2 separate regions of the Homo sapiens genome follow, and region 2 is linked to region 1. A link is an interaction called in ENCODE POLR2A ChIA-PET data of the cell type or tissue named here. Cell type or tissue: PC-3. All regions are shown on one strand.

Region 1 (2,500 bases):
TACAGGCGTGAGCCACCACTCCTGGCCAAGCATCCACTTGTTAACCTCCCACATATCAGTGACAACATGTGATCATTTGTCTTCCTGTCCTTCGCTTATTTCATTTAACGTAATAACCTCCACTTCCATCCATGTTGTGGCACATAACAAGTTTTCATTCTTTTTATGGCCAGGACAATATTCATTATGTACGTATACCACATTTCCTATATCATTCGTCCATTGATGAGCACTTAGGTGGAGTCCATATTTTGGCTATTGTGTATAGTGCTGCAGTAAACATAGAAATGCAGCTATCTCTTTGATATATTGATTTTATTTCTTTTGGATGTATATCCAGTAGTGGAACTGCTGGATCATAGTTATATTTTTAGTTTTCTGAGAAGTTTCCATGTTGTTTTTCACAATAACGCTACTAATTTACATTTCCACCAACAGCGTACAGGTTCCCCTTTTCCCACATATTCAACAGTGTCCATCATTATTCCCTGTCATTTATTTATTTATTTATTTATTTATTTATTTATTTATCTATCTATTGAGATGAGGTCTCATTCTGTTGCCCAGGCTGGAGTACAGTGGCACAATCTGAGCTCACTGCAACCTCTGCCTCCCGGATTCAAGTGATTCTCCTGCCTCGGCTTCCGGGGTAGCTGGGTTTACAGGCACCTGCCACCACGCCCAGCTAATTTTTGTATTTTTAGTAGAGACAGGGTTTCACCATGTTGGTTGCTTTTTCTTTGGGGTTTGAAAAACTTCCCTGTGTTAGCAACTTGACCACCATGTTGGTCAGGCTGGTCTCGATCTCCTGACCTTGTGATCCACCTGCCTCGGCCTCCCAAAGTGCTGGGATTACAGGTGTGAAACACCGTGCCTGGCCTTCTGCTAAATTTTTTAATAAAAATGTTTAATTGTGGTAAAATATACTGCTTCAGCGTCCTGAGTGGCTGGGATACAGGCGCCCGCCACCACACCCAGCTAATTTCTGTATTTTTAGTAGAGACAGGGTTTCACCATGTTGGCCAGGCTGGTCTCAGACTCCTGACCTTAAGTGATCCACTACCTCGGCTTCCCACAGTGCTAGGATTACAGTCATGAGCCACTGTACCAGGCCTATAGTTTCCTTTTTTTGTTGTGTCTGGGTAATACTGGCCTCAAGGAATGAGTTTGGAAGTATTCCCTCCTCTTCTTTGTTTGTTTTGTTTTGTTTTGTTTTGTTTTATGCATTTGAGTATGATTCATATAGAATTCAGTAGTAAAGTCATTAGATCCTGGACTTTTCTTTGGAAAAGAAATGGGAAAAGATGCAAGGTTTTTGTTTCTTTTTTTTTTTTTTTTTTTGGCTCTGTCACCCAGGCTGGTGTGCGGTGGCTCAGTCTTGGCTCACTGCAGTCTTCGCCTCTCTGGCCCAAGCAATTCTCCTGCCTCAACCTCCAAGTAGCTGGGACTACAGGCATGCACAACCATACATTTTGTATGTTTTGTAGAGGCAGGGTTTCACCATGTTGGCCAGGCTGGTCTTGAACTCCTGGGCTCAAGTGATCCACCTTCTTTGTCCTTTCAAAGTGTTGGGATTACAGGTTTGAGCCACCATGCCTGGCTGGGAGATTTTTAATTAAGGCTTTGATTCCATTATTTGTTACTGGTTTGTTGAGGTTTTCTTTTCTTTCCTGGTTCAATTTTGGTAGGTTGTGTGTCCATGAATTTATCCATTTTTCTGGGTTTTTCAATTTGTTAGCTTGTATAGTTGTTGATAGTAGTCTCTAATGAGTCTTTGTATTTCTGAGGTCTCAGCTATATCTTTTTTTTCCATTTCTAATTTATTTGGGTCTTCTCCTTTTTTTCCTCAGTCTAGCTAAATATTTATTGATTTTATCTATCTTTTCAAAATCCAGCTTTTCATTTTTTTAAAATTTTCTTCTGTTTTTTGTTTTTTTGTTTTTGTTTTTGTTTTTTTTGTCTCAGTTTATTTCCGTTCTCACTTTTATTATGTCCCTCTTACTACTAATTTTGGATTTAGTTTGTTCTTTTGTAGTTCCTTGGAGTGCATTGTTGCGTTGTATATTTGAAGTCTACTTTTTAAATATAGATGTTTATTGCTGTAAACTTTCCTCTTAGTATCGCTTTTGCCAAATCCCGTAGATTTTGTGTTTGGTTTTCATTTTTTTCAAGAAATTAAAAAAAATTTAATTAAGTTTCTTTATTGACCTATTCGTTGTTCAGGAGCATGTTGTTTAATTTCCATGTATTTGTGTGTTTTCAGAGGTTTCCCTTGCTACTGATTTCTAGGTTTATTCTGTTGTGGTCAGAAAAGACAGTTTGCCGTATGATTTTCGCTTTTTTGAATTTGTTGAGGCTTGTTTCATGGCATTGTATTGTCTGTGTATTTGATTTTACCAGTAGCTTTTATATTTTTAAATATTTTCTTTTTTGTACATTATTTGTTTTTCTTTCTGATTGAAGAACTTATATCTTACATTCCTGTAAGATGAGTCTGGTG
Region 2 (2,500 bases), 130 kb before region 1:
AAAAAGTGATGAAAAATTTGGAAAACACTGTGGTATGAAAGTAATAGAGGATTATCTTTTTAGTCCTATTACTAAGAGATAACTCATATATATTATATATATACTAATATATATAATTTTTGATATATTTTCTTATGAAACATATTGCTCTGGTTCCTTTTTTTTTTTTGCCATACTATTTATTTTATTTATTTAGACAAGATCTCACTTTTCCACACAGGCTGGAGTGCAGTGGTGTGATCACAGCTCACTGCAGCCTTGAACTCCTGGGCTCAAAAAAGATCCTCCCACCTTGGCCTCCCCAGTAGCTAGGACTACAGATGTGTGCCACTATGCCTAGCTAAATTTTTTTTTTTGAGACGGAGTCTTGCTCTGTCGCCCAGGCTGGAGTGCAGTGGTGCAATCTCGTCTCACTGCAACCTCTGCCTCCCGGGTTCAAGCAATTCTCCTGCCTCAGCCTCTCGAGTAGCTGGGACTACAGGTGCCTGCCATCATGCCCGGCTAATTTTCATATTTTTAGTAGAGACAGGGTTTTTCAACATATTGGCCAGGCAGGTCTTGAACTCATGACCTTGTGATCTGCCTGCCTCAGCCTCCCAAAGTGCTGGGATTACAGGCATGAGTCACCATGCCCGGCCCTCTGCTAAATTTTTTAATAAAAATTTTTAATTGTGGTAAAATGTACTTAACATAAAATTTGCCATTTTAACTGTTTTTGAGTACACGGGTCATTGGTAGTAAGTACATTCGTGTTGTGTGTTACCACTATTGTCATCCAAACACAGAACATTTTCTGTCTTGCAAAACTGAAACTGTACTCATTAAAGAGCAGTTCCTTATTCCCCCGTCTTCCTGGCCCACCATTCTACTTTCGGTCTCTGAGTATCTCATATGAATGTAATTATACAGTATTTGTCCTTTTGTAACGGGCTCATTTCACTGACAATGTCTTCAGGGTTCATGCATGTTAAACCATGTGTCACAATTTTCTTCCTTTTTATTGCAAAATAACATTCCATTGTGTTTATACACCACGTTCTTTTCATCCATTTGCCCATTAATGGACAGTTGTGTCACTTCCAGCTTTTGGCTATAGGGAATAATACTGGTATGAACATGGCTGTATAAATATCTGCCCAAGCCTCTGTGTTCAACTATTTGGGTATATACCCAGGAGTAGAATTGCTGGATCAGATGGTAATTGCATTTTTAATTTTTTGAGGCACTTTCATACTGTTTTCCAAGTGGCTGCACCATTTTTCATTTCCACCAGCATTGTGTAAGGGTTCCAGTTTCTTTACATCCTCACCAACATTTACTTTCATTTTTTTGGTATTTACTTTCTCAGTAGGTGTGAAATGGCATGTCATTGTGGTTTTGTTTTATATTTTTCTAATGCTTAATGTGATGTTGAGCATCTTTTCATGTGCTTCTTGGCCATTTGTATGTCTTTTGAGAAATATCTATTCATAAAGTTCTTTGCCTGTTTTTGAATTGGATCATTTGTTTTTTTTGGTGTTAAGTTTTAGGATTTCTCTATGTATTCTTGATATTAATCCCCTTTTAGATACATGATTTGGTAACATTTTCTTTCATTTTACAGGTTGCCTTTTTACTGTGTTAGCAGTGGCCCGTGCTGCACAAAAGTTTTAAATTTTGATGAAGCCCAACTTGTCTGTTTCCGCTTGTTGCTTATGCCTTTGTTGTTGTATTAAAAAAAAATTGCCAAATCCATGTCATGAAGCTTTTCCCCTTATGTTTTCTTCTAAAAGTTGTATAGTTTTAGATCACAAATTTTGGTGAATTAATTGATTTTAAGTTTGGAATATCATGTAAGGGTCCAGCTTTTTTTTACGTGTAGATGTCCACTTTTTCCAGCACCATTTGTTGGAAAGACTGCCTTTGCCCCAGTGAATGGTCTTGACACTGTTACAGAAAATATTTTGACTGTATATGCAAGGGTTTGTTTCTGGGCTTTCTATTCCATTCCATTGGTCTGTATGTTCTTATGCTGATACCAGCTCACTGTTTTGATTACTGTTGCTTTGTAGTACATTGTGAAATCAGGAAATGTTTTTCCGTCAACTTTCTTCTTTCTCAGGATAGTTTTGGTTATTCAGGGTCCCTTGAGATTCTGTATGAATTTCAGGAGAGATTTTTCTTTTTCTCCAGAAAAAGGTCACTTGGATTTTGATAGGGATTGAATTGAATCTGTAGATGGATCTGGGTGGTAGACATCTTAATATTAAGGGCTGGGTGCTGTATCCCAGCTCTTTGGGAGGCTAAGGCGAGAGGATTGCTTGAGGCCAGGAGCTCAACACCAGGCTGAACAATGCAGCGAGCCCCCTTCTCTGCAAAAAAAATAAAATAAAATAAGCCGAGTGTGGTGGCTCACGCCTATAGTCTCAGCTACTTGAGAGGCTAAGTCTGAAGGATTGCATAAGCCCAGGAGTTCATGGCTGCAGTGAGCCATGATTGTGTCATTGCACTCAAGCCTGGG

What was found. Peaks named below come from ENCODE experiments on the same cell type or tissue, not always from the same donor. Only the 100,000 strongest peaks of a DNase experiment are listed, where the experiment ranks them.
Region 2: POLR2A ChIA-PET joins it to region 1 with 10 read pairs; 6 of 35 experiments call an interaction of 5 or more read pairs at or near these places.

What each region holds. Positions count from the first base shown.
Region 1 is chr10:63,246,561-63,249,060 of GRCh38, reverse strand. The region is part of intron 3 of JMJD1C (jumonji domain containing 1C); the gene reads left to right. Among named protein-coding and RNA genes, the nearest start is that of NRBF2, 110 kb to the right of the region's middle. In PC-3, no CTCF peak of the experiment used is centred here; a DNase peak (open chromatin) is centred at 1,120; H3K27ac peaks cover 970 bases.
Region 2 is chr10:63,375,591-63,378,090 of GRCh38, reverse strand. All of the region lies in intron 2 of JMJD1C (jumonji domain containing 1C), which reads left to right. Among named protein-coding and RNA genes, the nearest start is that of MIR1296, 3.8 kb to the right of the region's middle. In PC-3, no CTCF peak of the experiment used is centred here; a DNase peak (open chromatin) is centred at 1,020; H3K4me3 peaks cover 329 bases; H3K27ac peaks cover 501 bases.